3 separate regions of the Homo sapiens genome follow, and regions 2 and 3 are each linked to region 1. Evidence: chromatin loops called from intact Hi-C (ENCODE). Cell type or tissue: ascending aorta. All regions are shown on one strand.

Evidence for each region. Hi-C counts contacts between places; a loop is a spot of excess contacts. Peaks named below come from ENCODE experiments on the same cell type or tissue, not always from the same donor. Only the 100,000 strongest peaks of a DNase experiment are listed, where the experiment ranks them.
Region 2: it touches region 1 in a loop (2.2-fold over the local background); 2 of 110 quality-filtered maps call a loop at or near these places.
Region 3: it touches region 1 in a loop (7-fold over the local background); 2 of 110 quality-filtered maps call a loop at or near these places.

Annotation. Positions count from the first base shown.
Region 1 is chr6:74,602,055-74,610,054 of GRCh38, reverse strand. The region is part of intron 2 of LOC101928516 (a long non-coding RNA gene); the gene reads right to left. The region is part of intron 2 of LOC105377858 (a long non-coding RNA gene); the gene reads left to right. Among named protein-coding and RNA genes, the nearest start is that of SNORD156, 520 kb to the left of the region's middle. In ascending aorta, no CTCF peak of the experiment used is centred here; a DNase peak (open chromatin) is centred at 3,344; H3K27ac peaks cover 793 bases.
Region 2 is chr6:74,931,800-74,939,799 of GRCh38, reverse strand. No RefSeq gene overlaps it. Among named protein-coding and RNA genes, the nearest start is that of SNORD156, 190 kb to the left of the region's middle. In ascending aorta, no CTCF peak of the experiment used is centred here; no DNase peak of the experiment used is centred here.
Region 3 is chr6:74,728,149-74,736,148 of GRCh38, reverse strand. It overlaps LOC105377858 (a long non-coding RNA gene), which reads left to right and starts at 1,784. Exons shown (of 3, transcript NR_187974.1): 1 at 1,784-2,068. In ascending aorta, no CTCF peak of the experiment used is centred here; a DNase peak (open chromatin) is centred at 628; H3K27ac peaks cover 416 bases.

The sequences.
Region 1 (8,000 bases):
TTAGGAAAAAAGTTGACAGGAGATGATTCATACTAGATGTAAATATGGGTACAACATGCAGTGGTAGAGAGAGTATAAGATCTGAAATCAGAAAAGGGAACTTCACCATTTGCTTGCACTGTTATTTTTTAAAAAGCTAACCCATATTCAGTGTTTTCACCTATAAAGTGGAGATAATGGAGATAATTACACCAAAACATTAGAAATATTGCAAGGGTTCATTGAAATAAGGAATACTAATAGCCTAATAAGACTCTAGGTATATAGCAGATGCTATGAAAAAAAAATGTGTTCTCTTTCCTAAACAGCCAGCCAAAGTGCTGGTGTCCTGCCAATCACATCAGCAGGTCATTTCACACAGATCTTCATGGCTTGTTCTTCTGCTTGGCCAAGGGCTCATCTAACTCTACTAAAAACATTTCTTTCCTTTAAAAGTCTTTCCCCTCTTGCGGCTGTCTCTCTCATGCCAGCATCTTATCATTCCAGGAAAGCTGAAGGCCCACAGGCTACCCAAATAACTACACGTGTTTGCCTTGAGTGAAAGGCTGGACTGATGACTCCAATTCTTCACTTACTGTGCATCTATACTCTTTGCCATGGTTGGGGTGATGCCCCCTTTACTCTGGTTTGGCAGTGGGGCTGCCTTTGGCCAATGGGATGTTAGCAGAGTTGACACTAGAAGAGGCTTGAAAAGTGCTTATTTGTTACCACCTTTGCCCTCTCATGCCATGATGACCACCATGAGAACAAACACAGGTGAGCCTTCTGAGGATAAAAGGGACATAAAGGAGAGCTGAGTCAGCCCAGGTACCCTAGCTAAGCCCAATCTAAATTGCTAACCTAAAGACCTATAAGCTAGCTAATATTTATTATTCTAAGCTGCTGAGTTTTCTGGGATTTGTCATCCAACACTATTTTGGCTATAAATAACTGGTAAACTCTGTCAAAGATGAGCATGTTGCCAACTGCCACCAGGGTCCTGCAGAAATTATTTCTGCTGAGAGAATTAATTACAACGTTTTAAAATTGAAAACACCTATACACTGTGGGTAGGAGTGCAAATTAGTTCAAATCATTGTGAAAGATAGTGTGGTAATTCCTCAAGGACCTAAAAACAGAAATACCATTTGACCCAGCAATGCCATTACTGGGTATATACCCAAAGTAATATAAATCATTCTGTTATAAAGACACATGCATGTATATGTTCATTGCAGCACTACTCACAATAGCAAAGACATGGAATCAACCTAAATGCCCATCAACAACAGATTATATAAAGAAAATGTGGTACATATACACCATTGAATACTATGCAACCACAAAAAATAACAAGATTATGTCTTTTGCAGGCACATGGATGGAGCTGGAGGCCATTGTCCTTATCAAACTAATGCAGGAATAGAAAAACAAATACCAGTTGTTCTCACTTACAAGTGGGAGCTAAATAATGAGAACACATGGACACATCGAGGGGAACAATACACACTGGGGTCCATCAGAGGCTGGAGGGTGAGAGGAGGGAGAGGAATAGGAAAAATAACTAATAGGTACTAGGCTTAATGCCTGTGTGATGAAATAATCTGTACAACAAACTCCCATGATACATATTTACCTATATAAAAACCCAGCACATGTACCCCTGAACTTAAAATAAAAGTTATAGTTAAAAACAATAACAACAACTCCTAGCTGTGCTCTCTTATGGAAAAAAAGCAGGAACATAGAAAGACTGAAGCACCCTCCTGGGACTCCAACCTTGTATAATAGCTCCCTGATGCTGCAACACTCTTTTCCTTTGTTCCTTTTCCCTTTGAGGAAGAACTAACCGAGCTTAATGGTCATTGGCAAGCATACATTTCAGTCTCTCCCCAGTTGTATGTAGGATGGGAGACCTAAACTCAATTCAAATGCTTTGACAACTTTTTGTGGTAGAATGACAGAACGTAACACAAATCCTCCTGTAGAAACTTTGTTAATCAGCCTCTCCTTAACCCCATACTCTGTAATATAAACAAATGACTAAGCTCTAGAAAGTTCAGGATTTTTATCTCAATTTCTACCTCCATCCTATTTATTTGAGTGCATTTAGTGCCACGAGGTCCTGTTGTCCCCAGGCTTGTCTTTAGGAAAGTATTAGTTGACAACTAAATTCTTTTACTATGGCAATAAAGCCAGTTGATGAAGTTACCTCTCCTTTCCTGACCTTAATCTAAAGTGTTCCAGACATGCAACCATTTAAGGCAGTTGACCTGGAGCTAGTTTCAGCCTTCTGTCTGCTTTGTTACAAGGTAATATTATTTTTATACAAAGAATATCTATTCTAAAGTATGTTGTCTATGCCTAACTATACTGCCTTTGTGAAACTCAAATTGTAGAAATACAAGGTCAGCAATATGTCAGAAAAATAGTCTCAAAAACATTTTGGCCAGTGTGTACAATTCTCAGGCATCTTTTGGGGAGCATGAAACAGCTTGAGAATATGTTTCTGCTTGATCCTATTCATACGATCCTTTACTATTCCTATCTGTGCTATCATACATCCATTTACCATTATTCAATAATTAGCCAAAGTGTAGGTACAAACTGCATACCTTTGTTTCTGGGATGATAGGTCTTTTTGGTGGACTCTGCCATTTAATTAATAGTAGCTTCACTTGATAGGTGAGAAAAAAAATCCTTGATTTTCCCTTAAAAACTCGATTAATATCCCCCAGGTCAGCAGAAAATTTGAGGCCACTATCCTCAATCACCCACACTTGGAGATTGTTTTGGAAAGGAAAGTGGTATTTATTTGTGCGTAATGCCATTGAACACAGTAGGAAAATCCTTAGACTAAATAATAGCACCATATCAAAGACTAAAACTTAAACTTGGAAGCTCACACCTTATCTTCTGGTGTTTCACCCACTGAGTTGTTAGAACCATCCTACAAGAAGGTGAATAATGAATAACCTGTATTCCTTATTTTCTTTATTTTCTTAATCTCTCACAATGCTGATTCCCCCTCTCTTTGCCTCCCTTTATTTTTTCTCTTTTTCTTTCCTCCCCTAAAACAAAGGCATTTCCTCTCAAAGAATTGCTTCTGCTACTGTTGCGGTTACTCTCCTTCTGTTGCTCCTTGGAATGTATTGTGAAATGCCAGACAAGATGACTCAGGGAGAACAGGGGGAAAAATTTTGCAAGTCTTGGTCCCACATAGTGTATGTAATAGACTACTATTAAGGAGAGTTTATTTTGCCAAAGTCATTGGAATAATATGCTGATAATATTTTCCACTATCAAATGCAACACCACGAGGACACGCAAATGATGAATATGAGCAGGAAAATGTCCTTAGTAGCTTAATTTGTGGAAGGAACATGGAAGTGGGGTGTCACAGCCTGGCTAGAAACTCTGTACACATTTAGACAGTGAAAAAAATATGAACTTGGTCTAAGAAATGAAACCAAATGAGGACATATGTACTTAAGAGACCTGTGCTTTTCATTTAGTGAAAATATGCCCCTGAGTTCTGTCAATGTAATTTTAAATGTATTATTTAATATTTGAACTTTGGCCACTGTTGCAAAGAACACTCCAGCATGGAAACTCAACAATTCCAGAAATTCCTTGATCTCAATATCCCCATTTTCATGGTTCAGAAATAGCATTTCCCTCTTGGGTGGAGATACAAAGGGGACTGGGAACAGGGAGAGACAGCAAGGGTTGGGGTTGGAAGAAGGGCCAAAGAAAGATGAAAAGATGAAGAAAATAATTTTTTTACACAGCGCTTGCTTTTACTAGGCTATTAAAAAATGGTTTCACAACTAGAAGCAAACAATTTAACAATTAATGTCAAAATTCCATAATTTTTCTTTTGTCATAAGTACTAAAATTATATTTTTAGAAGGGAGTGGACAGCAGGCTATGACTCATAATATCATCTCAGATTGCATAATGATTTAACTTTTCAGTCATTTTATTGATGATCGTATTTATTCTTTGTAAACCAAATATATTTTCTTAATTTGCATAATTTCCAAACTCAAAAGAAGGACTCCCTAGATGACTAGTAGGTTTACAGAATAGTCCAATGCCTTTCACGGGATGCCTGGAGGGTTCTGCATTGTGTCCATGTGATTGATGCTCCTTGACTGTACAGTTGTGAGTGGAGTCAGGGACAGCCTACCTCTTACATCCTACCTTGGGATGAAGTCCTCAGTTTACTCTTTCACAAATTGAGAGTTAGACTAGATGTCTTTTAAGAATACTTTTCCTTTGAAATTTTAAGGTTTTCATACTAGATTTTCAAACTATAATGAAATATCTTGGAGAGCAGGCGAGGCATACCTGTTTCAGGAGAAAAATAATAAATAGTCTATGGATGGGCAGGTCGGGGTGCGGAAAAAAGTCCTCTGCCAAAAGTCACAGCTGACTGTTTTGCCTGTCTGCTTTGAGTAAAAACTATTTTTTCATAACACTTTGACAGAAGGTCAAACTGGCCAGACAAGACTGAGCATGCAGATATTCTTGTGATAACCCCAAATTCCCATGTATTTTGTTTCTTCTTAAAAGATGAAGAGGTGAAGCTTGACGTATGTTGTTTGCCAAAAGACACTTACTTATTAATAACCAAATTGTGCCTCCCAGTAGTCACTGGCTTATTTGAAAACTTTGAAACAGGTTGTGGCGATCTGAGTACTTAGATTGAATTCTTTATACTTCCAGGAAACTTTAAAAGCTATTTCTCCCTTTCTTCTATATTAAGTATAACTTCACATCCAAGTGTCTAAGACACTTACTAAATCTATTGGCACTATTTCTCTTAGATTCAAATCATGTAAGTTGTCTGGAGAAAGGAAGACCATGGAATTATTGGAGATGAGATGGATTAAGAGGAATAATATGGGTTTTGATTCAGAGTTGAGGCTGGATCCTGGTTCCACTCTTTACATGGGCAAAGCACTTACACTTCCTAAGCTTCTCATTTCTCATATATTTAATGGGAATAGCAATACTTCACAGAACTGAAGTGAGACAAAAGAAGTATGGGAAAGTTTAATACAATGCCTGGTGGATAATAAATGATACGTAGCTCTCATCATGATAAATGTTAAGTCTTGTTTGTATAACAAATAATAAAGACTAAAATAGGGATTGACAAGCTTTTTCTACAAAGAGCAAGACTATAAATATTTTAGGGTTTTCAGATCATACAGTTTCTGTAATAACAACTCAACTTTTTTGTTGTAGCACAAAAGTAGCCGTAGACAATAAGGAATGCATGTGTGTGGCTGTGTTCCAAAAAACTTTATTTACAAAAATGGGAGGTACAGCAGATTTGGCCCAGGAAGTATAGTTTGCCTAACTCTGGGCTAAAGTGGCAGACAAATTATCTTTAAGACAATCAATGTTACAGTATTATATTTCTAATAGTCTCCAAATGAATTATCTCCAAAGAAAAATTGCATAGTAAATTTATCTCCACAGGCAATTCCAAATGTCCTGTTTGGTAGGCAAACTTCATGAATTCTAAATCACGTTCACTCACAAGTTATTCTTTGTGTGAGATGACATTTGCCACTTTATTGTTTAATCCGCTAGTCACTTTTGATGACTAAATTACAAGTGGAATTTACAGCTGTTGAAATCACATGCTAAAGTATATCAGGAAAATCCGGGGTTCAGAAGATCAATTTTCAGGGCATTTCACAGCAAATTGAAATCCACAATGAAGTGCCACACACATTTTCCAGATAAGAGAAATCTTTGATGTTAAGCCTTTCTGACAGTATATAAAATTTGTTAGAGTCTGCCTTTGTTGAAAATATGAAAGCCTCAAATATTTGAATGATGGACTACAATTAACAAAGTTATGTTAATCTGTTTAAGATTTGTACAACTGTTTTAACCATACCATTCTTTTTCTTGGTATTCATTTTATTTTCAGGTCTTATGAGAAGTTTTTGTGTTATCAATTATAGTTTTATGTGATCACATTGAATTCTGTTCAAGCTATGGAGAAACAGGTTTCAATAGAAACTAAATTCAATCATTTTTAAATACACAGCCAAGAAGAACTATGTAAAATTTAAAAAATGAAATGACTATGATTTATCATTCGCTGATTTAAGATCTTTATTAAACTGGTGTCTCATACTCAAATCTAAACCTCATGGAGTGAGAACTGTGGTGCTGAGTCATCTTTATTTTAGGGATTTTACTTTGTTTCTCTACTGCAGAGTGGAATCTGATGGAGTGCAACATTGCTGAGTTTTTTTGCCAGAAGCTATTCTCAAATCAAGGAAAAGAACATATTTTCTGTGATTAATCAAAAGCTTAATTGCTGACTTCAAAACTTCAAAACTTTAATTTGTCTATAAAATCTCCTTTTGCTTTATGCCATGATACAAAAGTTTCATTAGTTTTCTTTGTTATTACCTTTATATTACCACAGGAGTCCAGAGACTTGTGGTAGCTACCTTACTTTCCTCTGTGTAGACATGTTGGGTAGCAGTGACAGTGCAGTACTGTGCTGCTTCCCCTCCCAGTCCTGCTCTCGCCTTACCTCACAAGGGAAATTTATGGACAGCAATTTTTTTTGAAGGGTGGAATAGCATATTTGTCTCAAAGCTATATTTGCATAGCAAGCAGACTTTTTCTTTAGTATGTCTCTTTGAGGTGGCTTGATGGAGACTGGTAGAGATCATGGAGTTTTTATGGTCCCCCAGGCTACTCCTTGTTTTAACCATTATCCTTTCCAGCAGCCTCAATTTTCCCCAAAGTCCTTATATTCTCTACAGTCTTCTTGCACACAGCCATATTATTTATGCCATGCCACACAGGAATTGCTGACATTTTTTTACTTGCTTCTTATTTCCTATCCATGTCAGAACTTCTTGCTTTTTTTTAAAGTAAAGAGGGTGTATGAGGCAAAATTATATCTCACATAAGAGTTTCTCAGGAACCTTGTCTCTACTAAAGATGTACATAACAGCTGTCCAGTTAAGAGCTGTTCCCACAACAGTATTCAGGAATATTTCCTGAGGATGAAGAAGGAGGAATTCATCCTGTAGACTAGTTCACCAGTGCTGTGATTTTAATGAGCTTTGATTGTAAACCTAGATTTTTCCCCAACTATTAAACAATACTGTTGAACTGAATTGATTTAAAAATAATCTTCTTTATAGACATCCCAACTCTTCTTTTTCTACATGTAATGCATAAAGTTTATTTCTATATTATAATAAGAATATTATTCACAAGGTTTAAATTAGCTATCAAGACTTAAAAATCAGTAGATTGCACATAAACATTCTTTTTTATGGCTTTCATAGGAATCTGTTATTTAACATCATTGGGATGGTCTTTCTCCTTGTAAATTTTAAGGGCGAAACTGTTTCAATGTCAAGTTGAAGGGCTGAGGAGGCAGTTGGTTCTGAGGATGGCCCAATTTTTGAGTTCAACTTGTACTATCAAAAAAAAAAGGGGGGGCAGATAAAAATTGATGGTCTTTGAGTAAATTCTGTATAGAACTTTCATAGTTCATGCTGTGAACTGCCTTGATGTCAGCAGTTTTCTTTGGCTGTTTCAGATTGAGGTTTCCTTTTTCCCCATAGACAGGATATTTGTTGGCACATTTGCTGCTTTGGCATCAACAGAGACAGGAGATTCCACCACAGCAAGCAGGAATTGGGGCAGGAAAATGGTGGGTGCTAACCAGTGGCCAAGGACACTACTTGCAGCACATTCATGGAATATATTTGTAGATTCCGCAAACAATGAGCGGCGAATGTAAGAGGTTTTTGTTTCCAAAGGATAATTTTGTAAAAAGACAGATAACTATAAATTATGATTTTTTTTTAAATTTACAGGCTGGTATTACTTTAAAATATGAATTATCTATGTTATGTTTTATATTACCTCATAGATCTCTGATTGAGGGATTTCTTAAAGTCTTCAGAGAAATTATATTGCAAAAGAGTGCCAAATATATGTAGTATAAATGTTATTATCAT
Region 2 (8,000 bases), 330 kb before region 1:
TTGTAATCAAGTACTGCAAAGGAGGTGCCTTAAAACAGTGTAAATTTATTATTTCACAGTTCTGGAGGCTATAAGTCCAAACCAAGTTTTCTGCAGGGCCATGCTTTCTCTGAAGGCTGTAGAGGAGAATCTGTTCCATGTCTTTCTCTTAGCTTCTGGTATTGCTGGTAATCCTTGGTGTTCCCTGGCTTGTAAATATGTACATCAATCTCAACCTCTGTTACCTGACATTCTGTCCCACAGTGGTTTCCTCTCCTCTTCAACATGTGTCAGTCTTATGCAAATGTACTCACGCACACAGTGACATCTAGTGGGTCTGGACATAGACAGTTGAATCCTCTTGAATGCTGGAATCCCTTTATGGTTTGACTATCTCTTTATTTGAGGATCATAAGTCTATGTGTTTCCAAGGAATTTTGCTGACACTATGCAGCTATCAGCATGAAATGAGGCTCAAGTTTATTAGTAGCTCTGTGAACGTAATAGATGGAAACTATATTTGACCTGTTTTTTTTTTCTTGGAAAGCCAATAAAATTTCACACAAGCCAGGATGGAACATGAGACACAAGGCATTTCCTCCACATTAGTATCTTTAAGCCATAAGAGAGGCAAAGTATCATCTGAAAGAGACTTCACATATTTGTGTATAAAGTTTTCTTCATTAAATGTGACTCTTAAATGGAAAAACAAAGATATGTTTTACACAGAGTCCCCTTCAACTTTTCTTTGGTCACCCTCTTCCTCCCCGACTGACAGCTTTGTTTTCATTCGTTGAGAGGTCTTTCTCTTATCCACAGTGGACGGATCATGTTTTCAAGAGCTTCTGCATATACAGTCACAATAATAGGGAAGTTTATTGAGATGTTCAAGTATGGTTTGGTTTAAATATTTATAATGATATATATATATTATATATAAATATATATAATATATATATAGACAGCTGATATGAATGAAGAACTACATGTCAAATTGTAAACATCAGATGAATAACATCAAGAAAGTAGAAATGTTTGTTTCTTGTGAATGTAGTCAGTGGTTCAAATGTGAATGTTAATATATTGTCAGATTACTGTGTAATGCTTTCAAAGGGGCCAGGAAATAAGGTAACTGCTTGTTCTAAGATAAATGTCTCACAAAAGATATGCTACCCTTTGTATTTTCTTTCTGAGAACCTAGCAAAACAAAAATAGTATTTGCCAACCATTTTTAATATTTGTAACTATGTAAATTTCAGCATGAGAGCTTTCTCAGAACATGAATCATAAAATATAGATTATTTAAAAAAGTATCCAGCCGATTTTCTTGCCTTTTCTTCCTCAGTTTCCCAAGGACAAGTATTGTTGGGCTTATATTCAGGTCTAAACACAGTCTGGGTCCTAAGTCAAGAGTTTCCTTGCATGGCAGCTTGTCTTTTTGGGGGGAATTGAGTTACATTGTGTTGGGCATAACCTTGCTGAACCAAAGCCTCCCCTGGTTGTTGGCCCAGTCAGACATTCATGTAGCTTCCTTGTTTCATAGGCTAGTTTTTCTATAGAACAGATTGCAGTTTGCCTTCTTGACTGAAGCCCTGGTGCCTTGATTAATTCTTACAATCATCTTTCCAGGGAGTTTAATCCTGTTCTCTGAACTTCCAAGTTCTGGCTGAGTGCACCTACCTCCCAGGGTCATGGTGCTACTGAGTTTCCTGTTGCTGCTGGCCAATGCAAACAACTGATTCTGTGCACCAATAGCTACTTCTGATTTCTTGTTACTTGTTCTTGGTTTTGTGTTTTTGTGAACCACACTTAAACTTTTTTTTTCTTTTTAGACAGGATCTTTCTCTGCTGCCCAGGCTGGAGTGCAGTGGTGCAATTATGGCTCACTGCAGTCTCGATTTCCCAGGCTCAAGTGGTCTTCCTACCTCAGCCTCTTGAGTAGTTGGGACTACAAGCATGTGCCACCATGCCCTGCTATTTTTTTTTTTTTATTTTTAGTGCAAACAGGGTCTCACCATGTTGCCCAGGCTGGTCTCGAATTCCTGGGCTCAAGTGATCTTCTCACCTAGGCCTCCTAATGTGCTGGGATTATGAACAGGAGCCACTGCATCCAGCCTTTAACATATTTTGACACCACCATGAACTGACCAGGTTCCCTTCCCCACTTCATAGGTGTTTCCCCAGTTTCATTAAGTCAGTTCCTCAGATTTCAGATGCTACCCACCTGCGCTCCAGAGTTTCCATAGGTGGGGCTCTCTCTGGCTATGCTCATGATGGGGAGAGGCCTGTGTTCTGCTATCCTAGACTTTGTATAAGGAAACTAGGATGGCAATCTGATTGGAAGGGAAGGTCTGCGAGATTTGCAGGGAAGCTGCATTAAGAACAGACACACCATTTTCTTTAGATTAAACATGTATTAGAGTTGACTTTGGGAGAGGTTGGGCAGTGGAGTTTAAGCTGTCTGAGGGTACCCCTTAGTGCTACTGCAGAGCCTAAACATTTCTTTCTCATTTTCTAGGAAACTTTCTCTTTTTTTTGTCTCAAGAACTTGATAGATAGTAGAAAAAAAATAGCTAAGTTATTACATAAAAAAACCCAATATAATCATATTAACAGCTGACCAAAGGGCCCAAGTATCTTGATCCAAAGAAGTGACTAATTACAGCCACCTTAGGCATATGGTATGCCAAGAATGGGGGCAGTAGTCTTGGTAATTTGTAATTCTTGGTTCAAGATGTGATCTTCCCTAACTTTATGTATGAGGCAACCCAAACAATGAAAAGAGAGTGCTTACTTATGTGTCACTTTTCCCCCTAAAGTCACAGTGTGATCCTTTGGCATCTGGAACAAGTAAACTTCCTCATAATAATGAAAATTTGCTTTGGGTTTCAATTTCTCCGTTAAAACAAGCTCCTTATCATTTAGGTATTTTTATAAAATGCCTATTCAAGCTATTTATTCTTCTTACTTCTTTCTTGGCTGCTTTTCTATTTGGTCTTTGTTTATTTATTTTATGTCAGTCTCTTTTTTCTGTGACTCTACAATAACTCACACTCCGGTGTTGCTACCTCAGGTTGCTTGCTGAGAAAATAGAGTTTAAGACAGAGGTTCCTCCAATGCTGTGTCCTAAAAAGGGCTTGAAGGTAGGAGCCTAAATCAGCCAACCATTTAAGGTAAGGACAAGTAAAATACATAGCCCAGAACCAGGAGACAGGTTGTTTATTTGTTTTTTAAATCCCCAATCCAAAATTAAGACAGGCAAAATTTTCAGCAGAAGTGAGAACATCAAGGAAATACTAGGAGCTATTATTGAACTGGAATTCTCAAAGTTTTTATTTTGTTTTGCTTTGTTTTTAGAGCCGTCATTGACTACAGCTAAGACCCTTAGGCTGAGGCACTTTTCTCAGTGGGTGTGAGGCCATAGAAAATTTAAAACTGATTTGGCAGCCAAACTTGGAGAAAATAGGAACACAGATGGCAAATAATAAGTTTTGTAAGTTATCACATGATGTTGCCTTGAATAATCACTTTTACCTTGATCTCAAGTTGATAGGTCAAAGGATTGCAGTTTTGCTTTTACTTTACTTCAAAGTGGACAGCACATTTTCCTAGACTATATCCTTAAAGCAAAAATAAAGTCTTCAACCTAGAAAACAGAAATCTATTTTCCATATAATGGAAATTATGTCTGAGAAAGTCTTTACTGCTCTGTTTTCCAGTTTTTAAGTCAAAAAATGGTCTATTTGCTTCCTATGCCAAGTACACATTATAAAAATTAAAACCTTCTTCGATTTCACACTATATCAATATGCTAAACGTCTAGAAGGAGATAGATCAGGCTGTTCCTTGAGTCTGGGTACCAGGATGAAATAGTGTGGCATAGATATTTGATGGATGGGTAGTATGCATGAAAATTAGCTTTGCTGTTGCAAGGGTTGTTTATTGTCACAGCATAATTTGTTCTGCACTGACTGCTACAAAATTATAGTTTGGTAAACAACAACAACAAAACAGAGAGGCTGTGATAAGGGATCAGTAGGAGTGTGTATACATGTGTGCATGGATGATCAAGTGCATGTATCCGTGCTTATGTATAAACCCTGGATATTAAACTTTTCCCTTTTTTATGCCATACATTGCAGTTTCTCATTGTAATTAATTTGTTCTATTTGGAGTAGAAAATGGTCAAGGAAGCATGGTCAAATTTGGAGCTGGTTTCATCCATTTCTTGTGGAGTAAGAAGGACAAGGAGGATAATATTTTATTGTTTTTCTTTAATAATTAGGACAAAATCCAATCTGATGACCTCTGCAGATCTGTCTAGCTTTATGACTTTATGGTGTTAAATGTTAATGTTAAATGATAGGCAAAACTGAATCTTCATGAATAAAAGATGTATTGTACCTTTGTACAGAGAGCTAAAATATAAGACAGGGCTAAGGTAGGAATTCTGTGAAACACTTACCCTTATGTATAAAATGGCTGCTGAGTGTGTAGATATAACTCACAGCTAGTGATGACCAGGGAGATTGAATTATTATTCAGCATGGTCCCATAGCCTTCCAGTAGCTGGGTCCCTACCCCTTGAACTAAATATCATGCACTGCAGTGATTTTAACTGCATTTTCATTAAAATATCTATGATGGTAGAATGAAAGATTTTGCATTGTTAAAGGGATTTTAAGAATCAATGATGAGAAAAAGATAATTGGGGATGAGAAAAAGATAATTGGGGATGAGAAAAGTTAAAGCAAATGTGATTTTCCTCTGAGATGACATAAAAATGTCCAATTGTCTGTTCTGTATGATTGAGTGCTCTGAATCTGCTATGGACAAACTTCACAAGATGCTTAGCATGATTAGCTTAGAAGAGCATGGGATTTGGAATTCAAGGATGCTTCAACTTGGGTTCCTCCAGAAACAGAATCTGAGATGGAGATGAGTGTCTAGGAGGCTTATTAGGTGCGTCCTTGAGAGTAACACCCATCGAAGGGAAGAGAAGCAAGTAGTGAGGAGGAAGAAATTGAACTCTGAGGCAGCTTTAGTGGAGGCCGCGGCTGACACCAAGGGGGAATTTAAGGCTTCCTAGCTTGCAGAACAAATAAAAGAAAAAATAGAACTTAGTTCTTTATGCCAAATCATACCTCTTTCAAGGTAACCCACATCCAAGGACTAATGTGGGATTATAAAGGCTTGGCCCTCTCCCCTATCTCAAAACAGTTCCGAGAAAACATATCATAAGAACTACCCTTGGAGTTTCCTGCAAAATCTCACACTATTACTACTATCACCATGGAAGATAGTGAAAGTGTCATTGAATGAAAAGCTTCTACTTATCTTGGACTGTATAAAGTGTAAGAACTGAGTGACTTGATTTATATGGCAAATTTGCTCTCATACAACTTCCTTCTCTTTTGTCCAAACTCTCTCTTTACTGGCACAACTTCCCTCACTCTTTCTACTAGTTCACCCATTGCATCTTTTTTGCTAATCAATTGTCTTACTATTCAGAATACATAATTTGTACAGAATTTTTTTTCCTTTTTTGATTATAATGCATATAATAGCTTTGGGGAAAATTACTGAAATGATAATTGTGATAGTCTTTACTTAAGAGAAATCTGCCTGTGATATTATAAATATATACTGAATACTTCTGTTAACAGTCATAGAATTTATGCTGCTATTTGTGTATGCAGGGTAATAATTTCCTAAGCAGCCTGTTTTATAATTACAACATGTTTCTTGAATCTCTCTTAAGATTGACAGGACACATTTCTTGCCTACTTGACTTTTTTTGGGAGTTCTAAGTTAGGAATGATAATATTGCTAGTATTAACAGAGTCAGAATAATATACATGATGCCTTTAACATTTGGAGTTTGAAGATTTTAGAATTTCTTTTTGTGTGTACACATCACAAATACAGTTGAGCATATAGCCATCTTTAGATGTATATATTTATACATGTTACATGTTCATATTTGGAAAAAAGTAAAAGCCTAAGGACAAAGTATACTTTTTAGGTCAAGGGTAGCAAAATACTTCATATTGTGACATTGCATTTCAATTATGGTTTTCTCAAATGGAAAGAAATCTCCAAGAATGAATCAAATCTAGTCTTACTTGACTACTCAAGCTTAGTTCTTTATTTAAGTTCTGAAGTCCAAGAGAATAATCTTCTCTAATTTGGCAACATTCAACTGACTATTGAGTCAGGCTATAGAATTGGCTTCTTTCTTCTTTTTCTTCATCTGGCATCACTCATTTTATCTCATTGTTTCTTCTGTCTTCCTATAAATTCCGATTCTTTTATGGCTAACCAAAGTCCTAGGGTTACATTTTAAATAATGAAGACAAAAAAAATCTACTTTTCTTAAAGGGTTAAAGTTCTGCAACTCTTTCTCTTTGTAATTCTATCTAAAATATGTGACATTTATTGAAAGAGCTGATTACATAAATGTGTTTTCCAGCAGTAAAGGTGGACCCAACTTCTACATGTGCACACAGCTCCAGAGGGCAACAAATAGCCCTGAGAGTGAACTTAGTACAGTATCCAGTTGTGCAGCATTGTTACTTAGAAACCATGGAGAAAACTGAGGAAATGCAGTTATTCTGAGAAGTGCCCTGACATAGTGGGGGCATAACTCCCATAATCTTTAATGAAGACCCTTGACTTTGCTACTTGTGGGAAGGGAATTATAAATTTGTATTTTAGTTTATTTTTTTTAGGGGGGTTGTGATTCTGGGGAGGGTTTAGCTAAAAATGCCCCCTGCGCAACCTAGAATTCTTTTTATGCACAAGAAAAACTGGGCTTATCCAAGTCTTAGTGACATTTAGAAGAATTCAGTAGACTAATGCTGAAAATGCATGTTGTCAGAATAAGAAAACAAAGTAGGGACTTCATCAACCAAACCAATATTTGAAGCTTTGCTGGAAGTCAGATGGACAAAACCTAAGAGTAACCAATGAGTTATAGCTCAAAACTTGAGTGAAAAATCCTGTCATACAGGGCATGCAACATTATAAAACCTGTTGTAATGCTTCAGAGATTGTGACCTGTGCCGATTCTGCCAGGCAGGGTTCTCAGCACAGGCTGCTTTCCATCTTGCTGAAATCAGCCCACTCTCAGCCCCAGGCTCCAATAGGGGAACTGCATTGCATCAGACTTGGACTTTTGATCCAACAGTGCCCAGTTGCAGCTTGGACAGCGTTGTTTGAGGTGGTGTGGCATAAAGTGCTGTCTAATTGGGGGAAGTAATTAATTAATGTCAGAATGTAAGGAAACAACATTGATAATGAGATAAGGGCTGAGTAGACATGCATTAGTGGGTCTCTGGGGTGTCATATTTCCAATTCAACCACAAGTATCCTCAGCTAAAGTGAACTGAGGAAGCCTCTGCTTGTCACAGCCAGCTTGACATTAACACTTGACTCTAAGTGTCAGCCACTCTTGTGGCTTGGTGCTGATAGTCAAGAGATCTGATCACTAATGGTTTCATTACCTTTGATAGGAAAGGCCGCATTACCTGCCTTATACAAAAGGATTAACCAACCAAAGCCAATAGGTAGTATAGAATGACTTCGGAAAAATGAGGTTGTGGGATTGTGAAAACCTTAGGGATAAAAGTTATCTCTCCAAATGCTTCTCCCTAGTTTTCGTAGACATTAACCTCCATTCAAATGGAAACTCCCTCATTTAAGCAAATGCCCACTGGTTAATGTAAAAATGAACTAGTAAGATTCCTTTCAAACCATCTTTTGGAATTTAGGCATATTATTACTTCTAAGTCTTGAATAATTACATGAAGAAGCTTAGTTTAAGGTTGAACAGAGGACTGACAGCAGAAAATTTTGAGACATTGAACAAGGGAGCTTCTGAAATTTGTTAAGTACATTCATTTTAAGAATATGAGGGTGTGCCTGCATGCATTTTTGGCAGCTGTGGTTCTGTGGCTAGGTGAAAGTATTCAGACTAATCATGAATGGGAAAGAGTTGATAATTCAGTGCAGAGCACAGG
Region 3 (8,000 bases), 130 kb before region 1:
TGACTATAAGTGGCATGAGGAAATATGTAAATATGAATGCATACATTTTTCAAAACTCATTGAGTTGTACACTTAAAATTGGTGAATTTTATTGTATGTAAACTTTACCTGGATGAACTGAGTAAAAGTAAGTGGAATCAATTTTGGGGTAGAGCAAGTTTCTAAGACCTAAGACAGCTTGACTAATTTTTAAGTTTACTAGTCTTAAAAGAGAAAGAGTTTAGTAGTAAAAATCAATAGGAAATAATTGCCTGTGGTAAAATAAAGCTTCTTGAATTAATGTCAAACAAAGAAAAGTATGTCCACATTCAAAGAAAGCCTTGAAATAGTCCAAAGTAAACTGACATGCACTAAAATAGTCAGAAATAAACACTACATCCGAGTATTAGTAAAGCTAAGATTTTTGCAAGATTTAAGGTATTTTTAAAAATCAAATATATGGCCTTGAGTTCATTGCTGAAATGGTTAAGGTTTTTTCCCTCCTTTGATTTTTATAGTATCAGACACTTGTAATGAAAATAAAATTTAAAGAACAAGAACTGCATACAATCAATGACATGACTCATAGCTCTTCTCAGAGTTGGCATACTCCTTGTGGAAAAAGACAGTCATCATTCTGATTTTGAAACACTCGGGTGGGCAGCTCCTCCTCATTTTGGACAACCAAAGTATTTGCTCAGAAGGGTTTTCTTAAGAATTGTTTATTGCTTTTTCACGGTAACTGATGCAGTTAGGAAAATATGTTACTTTCAACATCATCATTCTTTATGCTGATTGCATCCTTGTTAATATGAAAAACTTGTAGCAGCAATTTCACCCACAATTAAATGGCTGGTCCTTCACTCAAGATATGTTCATTCATTTGTTCTTTTTTCTTCAATTAATTTACTCAAGATTGATTGTACATCTCATTTAATGATGCTGGGGGAGAGCCATTATCATCCAAAATTTTAACAAAACCTTAAAGGTAAAAATATAGTGAGACTGTCAGGGGCCAGTTACTCTGTATGGTTTTGTGGAATCTGAGTAGATTTCACATACTAATCTGACCGAACACAGAAATCATGTTTCTTTTTAACCGGAGGCTCTGTGAGAGGAAAGTTTCTTAGTTTATCTTTCATTGTTCCCAGTGTATTAGTCCTGAGAAGCCAAAACTTTCGAATCTTTGAAAATAATTTAAAACCCTAGAGAAAATTTGGGCCTTTTAAAATAAAAACTTTACAAGATCTCAGATGTTTGTGAAGGATACTTTTTATTTATCATTGAAGGCTAGAATTGTTTAAATCAAATATGCTTGATTTTTCTTTAATGGAAGGCTACCAAAGGTCATGGAAGTTCTGTTAAATCAAATCCTGAAATTTTCTTGGGCTTCTAGACTGTTGAAGCTGGACACAGTTATGTTTATTAAATCCATCTTTGTATTTTTGGCAATTAGTTTCTCACACCTTGACTTTAGAAATCTGGGAATCATTGACATGTCCAGCCTTCAAAGTATCTGAGGCTAATTTTTCATAGACCAACATTCCTAATTAGTGGTAATACTTTTGGAAATGCTTCCATTACTGATCCTCCAGGGATTCACACATGGCAAATGCATTTAAAACACCATCTATCATCTAGACCCCTACTTTCAAGCCCTCAAGAAAATGTTTTTGTAAACAATTGGCCCTTGAATATATCCTTTGAGCCAAGAAGTTTGTGTTTCATCAGACCAAAAGAAGAAGCACATTCCAGAGAGGAGGATTCTCTGAGGACAAAACATTGTGTCAAGATCTGGCGCATTCTGTCATTTCTGAGCTTGCTGCAAGTGATGTCATAAATTCAAGGTCAAGAAGAACCATTACATGCCACCTCCAAAGACCCACTTTTACAGCTTCCAGCATGTGTTGTGAAACATTTCTTCTAATTTCTAAAATTGAAACAATTACTATGATCTACAAAATTTGAAGAACAACTATGAATCAATAATTTACTGCTATAATCAACAAAGGATAAATTAACTTCATCTGACACATGCTGAATAATCTACATAAATATGATTGCAAGTCATGGCAAGTATTCGTAAGTGGTAAGTAACAATGATAGTGATATTTACACAGCCAATTTGAGCATTTATAAGGGTCACTTGGAAATGTGAGGGTAGGCTTGGCTAAAAATGAAACTGCCTAGAATTTCTACTTAAGACACTGTAACAAGAAACACCTGAAGTGCATGTTAAAAACATTATTCTTAATCATTACCAGTAAAGATGCCAGATAAAATACAGGATATCAGCAGATTTGAATTCCATATAAACAATAAATAATTGTAGTTCTGTGTATTTTATTTCAGATAAATAATTAATAATTATACTTCCATATTTTATTGCTCAATGGGGCAATATGCAGGAATGAACCTTCAGGTGATTAGAATCTCAGGTGATTCTTATTATCAAGAGAGTTAGAAAAACATGGCTAGAGGTGACTGCTGCCATTTTCTTTCTCCGGCAAAGAACTTCTAATTCTTAGTTAGACTTGGTAGGACTTACTCACTTTTCTTGAGGAATTAAGATTGGCAAGGTAGCCTGAGTCCTTCTCCAGGCAGGAAGGGAGAAGCAGAAGGACAGAACCTTTGGTCCAGCTACAGTAGGGAGCAGGTGGTGCCAGATTACCTGTCAGGTAAACTCGTTTTCTTTTTCCCTTTTCTACAGTGGTTCTGTAGGAAGAAATACCTAAATTAGATAATATTGTGTGTGTGTGTGTGTGTGTATGTGTGTGTGTGTGTGTTTGAAATGGTATAATATAGGAGTTCTGTTTAGAATAATTTATGTTGGAATTGATGGCTAGAGATGTAAATAAAAGAAGATTGGTCAATAATGGATAATTATTGAAATCGTATGTTATATATTTGCGTGTCTGATATTATTCTATGTTGGTATATTTTTGAAATCTTCTGTAACAAAAAAATTGAAAAATTTCAAAAAAGATCTTTGTTAACTGCATCTTGTGTGGTTAGAGTTAATGCAAGACAACTGCAGCAAAACCAAATAATTTAAGATAATTAAGTTAATTATCTCACTAGCATATTTCCATTGCAATCTTTCTTTATAATTCTTTGTCTAATATGTCATGCTTAGAACCTTACAATGACATCCCTACAAGCCTCTATTTGTTAATGTCAACTTTGTAGTGAAAATGTGGCATTTTAGCTTTTTATTCTGTTTAACAATAAGAGTTCGAATCTGAAAACCTGGTTTCAAATTCACTTTCTGGCTGTGTGAATCTAGAAAGGCATTTATAGTATAGTAGATTCTTTGACTCTGAACTTTAAAAACTTGGCCCTATCACTTTGAAATAGTCTGACACTGGTGAGCTACCTAACCTGTCTAAGCCTTGCTGTCATCTCTGTAATTGAAGGTTGTCTTAGTCCATTTGGGCTGATATAACAAAAGCACTATAGACTAGGTGGCTTTTAAACAACAGCACTTGTGTTTCTCACAATTCTGAAGGCTGGGAAATCTAAGATCAAGGGCTGGCAGATTTGGTGGCTGGTGGTGGCCCACTTCCTGGGTCATAGACAATTGTCTTTCTCACTGGGTCCTCACATGGCAGAAGGGTCAAGAGAGCTGTCTGGGGTCCATTTTGTAAGCGCACTAGTCCTGTTCATGAAAGCTTTGCCCTCCTGACCTAAGTACCTTCCAAAGGCCCCACCTCCAAATACCATCACACTGGGGATTAACTTTCAACATACACATTTTGGGGAGACACAAACTTTCAATCTGTAGCAGAGGTGATGGTTGGCATGAGAATTAAATTAAGTAGCATATAATAGATGGTGAGGAGAATGTCTGTGACCTCGTAGGCATTCAGTGAATGGGGGATTTTATTAGTTTTCCCAGAGCTGTCGTAACGAATTACCACAAGCTGAGTGGCTTAAAATAACAGAAATTTATTCTCTCACAGTTGAGGCTAGAAGTTTGAAGTTGTCAGTAAGGCCAGGCTTCTGCTGAAGGCTCTAGGGAAGACTACTTCCTCGCCTTTTCTTAGCCTCTGGTGGTTGCTGGCAATTCTTGGCATTCCTCAGCTCTAACTTCATTACTCCAATCTCTGTCTACAACTTCATGTGGCTGTTTTCCCTTTGTGTGCATCTGATTGTCTCCAAATCTTTTTTCCTTAGGAAGATAGAAATCACTGGATATGGGGGCCTGCCATAATTCAGTATAACCTCATCTAATCTTGATTATACCTTTACAGACCTTATTTTCAAATGAGATCACATTCACAGTACCACGGGTTTAATACTTCAATACATCTTTTGAAGGGATGCAATTTAACCCGTAACAGTGGACTCATTATAACTTAAGTAACTCAATCTTGTTTCCTCTTCCCCAAAATAAAGCAGCTAATATCTGTTAGCTGCTTTATGGTTATGAGACTTAAATGAGGTATTTCATGTGAAAAACCTGACACAACCAACACACAAACTCAATCTGAATTATCCCTTTTCTGTTTAATCACATCCAGCCATTCAATTTTTAAAGTTTTATATGTTATTTTTAAATACAAGAGCCAGCTCTGTCACAGCTTAAAGTGCTATAGAGTTTTGCCCACTTTAGAAGTTCAAGTATAGGTGTAGCAGCTGGGTAAACACAGTTTCTGTCATCTATATTCACAGAGTGGACTTGTCTGATTTGATGACTAATGGGTCAGGCAACTATACATGTAACTCTGCACCAAAACGTTTCCTTTAGCTCACAGGGTCTGTTTGTGCTTTGCTTTAGGGAAGGAGTGGGAGAAAAGGGAACCAGGGGAAACAGTCTTGCTATTGTGTGCCTGAGTGACCTACATAAATGGCTTCATTGGAAAGATGTGCATAGTTCTTCCCACACACGAAAAAGGAAGTAAGTGCCTTTTCTGGGCTAGACCAAGAGATGTTTTTCTCCCAAATTTGGAGAGGAGGACAGGAGTGTTAATCACTGTCATGAACCAAAACCTCCAAGTCCTAAAGAACCTTGAGTCTTGCCCCTGGGGAGGAAATGACAACAGAAAAAATAAATTTGAGGGGATCCTAAAGCAAGAATACCTTGGCCTATGCTTCCAGGTGTAGCCCAGGATCCCATCGGCCTTGCAAAGAAGCCCTGCACCCTAAATGATGCACAGCTGTAAGACAGCAAGCATAGAGTAGGCAGTCAGGCCTAAAGGAAGACTCACAGGATACCAGGGAAGTGTGGAAGAAGGCAGCCAGAGACTGCAAAAGGCTTTGGAGTTCAAGTAGGGAAGGAGACTTCTGTTACTGTAATTTGGACAACAGGCACCATAGTAAACCTAGGGACCTTAGCATTAATAGCACATGGTGAAAATGACCAAATATAAAGTGTTGTATCTCGGTGGAGGCTAGTTTTAAGAGATGGTCAAGGACCAGATTCCCTTTGCCACCAATTCCATGAATGACTGCCTGCTTCCAGAGCCTCCGTAGTGAGAAGGAAGAAGTTCTAAATTAACATTCTGTCTCCTCAACTAACTGAGTTTAAATCCTAAACTTATGAAATTTAAAATCAGCATAGAGCAAAGTAATGTCTGCTAAGTTTAGGTAGTGACTAGGTAATATTTTCTAATATCAGTACAGAGAGGAGCCCACAATGGAAATTACATTTGCTTGTGGAAATATGAAGAAAGCCATATTCTTGCACATTGAGTTTTGTTTGATCAGACACACAAATAAACATGACTCCTTCCATCCATCTGGGGGCATTTGATTTCATTTTCTGTTGCTCTCTGTACCTCTGGTTTCTTTTTTTGCCAAATAATTTGTTTACTCTGCTATTTGTGCCCATATGTCAAACCTGGCTACATCAAAATGATGCTCTTGGTCCATGGATCAACTTCATCTCAATGTGACAGCAGAGACTAGTATTTTAAATTCCAAATATTAGAATCCTCAGAAAAACATGATTGTCCCACTGGAAATGTATCCACAGTTAATGAAATCATTGATTGTTTGGGTGTTGGGATTGAGATCATGTAATACTAACCTGGTTTTATACCCATAAAAGAGATAAAGGGAGAAAAGAGAAGAGAGGAAAAAAATTCACTGAGATGATGTCTCACTATGAGTAAAAATTAAAACTACAAAGTCTTACAACATACTTTGCTGAAGAAGTTATGGTAAAACAGCACTCTTACATTGTTAGTGAAATTGCAAATGACACAAACGCTATAATGAGACATTTCAAAATATCTAGATAGATCGCATATCCATTTATCTCTTGACTTAGAAATGGTATTTCTAGAAACTTATCTCAAGCATATATCACCAAAAATATGTACTTTGTTTGCATAAAGCTATTCAAAGAACTATTTGTAATATCAAAAACTGGAAGAAACCTAGGTACCTATCTACAGGGGACTAGTAGGATAAATGTTAATATCCCCATCCAAAGGAGAAAAAATTCCAGGCAAAAAGAAAGGTTGTGCAGTTTGCTATTGTTTAGTTAAAAAAAAGATATATATCTGTTAATATTAAAAATAAAAATAATATTAAAAATAAAACATATATATCTGTTAATATTAAAAATAAAATATTAAAAATATTGAAAAGCTAGCTTTCTCAAAATATAGCTTTGCTTAATTTGGGGACTATGGAAATATTTTACATAATTAAATAAAAGGATAATCCTTAAGAATAAAAATTTAAAAATGAACCTAAACATGTTTTGTCGGTGGTATAATCACATGAGAAGATAAAATTCCAAGCGATTTCAAAATAGGGTAATTTTAATATACACGTTTTGTGGGATATATCCTAATGATAAAATAACTTAAAAATATTAAATTCATCTAATCATGGACTTTAGATCTCATTTCTCACTAAAATCAATAGGGCTTCTGGAAAAAATGACTAAACTCTCTGGCTTTAAATTCATTTTTCTATGCTTAGAAAAATGGGGTTAAAATAGTTCCTATCTTATAGGGTACTTCTCAGGAATAAATGAATTATCATATATTATGCTTGGAGAAATAGTGTCTGGTTATATGGCAGGTATTTAATTAATGTATGGCATTCCTTTTATTCTCTTTTAATCTCCTTAAAGTATCATTTGCCAGGAATATATAGACTACTTTGAATTATATATATATTTGACTCTTCAGCCAGAGCTTTGGTGGAGAACTCCATACTTTAAAGATGGCAAAACCAACTTTTTGAGCAGGATCACATAGAGATTAGCATTGGTTACCTACTTCCTGCTTTACCTTGTTTGAAATGATAATCAAAATAACCACGTAAAGTGTTTTTTTTTTTAAATTAAGAAATAAGGAAACTGAGGCTTAGAAAAATGTTGAAGCCCTGTTCTTGTTTCAGGATTAGTAAGTGGCTCAGCCACCAGTCAAGTCAAGCCTGTCTGACATTGAGTTCTTTCTGCCAAATCACTGCTTTTCTAAGGAAGACCTCCCATGTCTTGTTGACTGATGCCTGAAGTCCTGCTGTTAGATGTATTCCTATGGCTTACCTCATTTCCTCTGTTAAAATGCAGATGCCCTTGCAATAACTGGTTATTGCTATCTTGGATACAGAGAAAAATATATTTATATTTGGAAATATTAAACTTTAATTTTGCACCATAATTGGTGTTTTCTGGATCATTCTTAGAATCAAGAAGCCGTCTTTTCTTTTTCCCAATAAGTCTTTAGCTTGTTGCAGAATTTGAATGGGAAAAAACATTTTTATAATGCCTGGTTGCAGAAATAGTACAGAACTGCTCTAGTGAAAATTATACCTTGCTCAACAGCCTGGAGAAAGGGTCCTCCAGAAAAATAAAAATCCACCAGATTATGTTCTTTAATTTCATAGCACCTTATTCTTGTATCTTTCTGAAATTCAATTTTAGATCTGAGATTGTATAAGACACTTGTTTCAGACTCATATGTTTTCAAATGAGATAGTTAAGAATTTGGGTCTTATGTTTTGGTTGTAAAATTAAACCTAATTTCAGAATAATTAGTAAAAAATTGGCAAGGTAACTG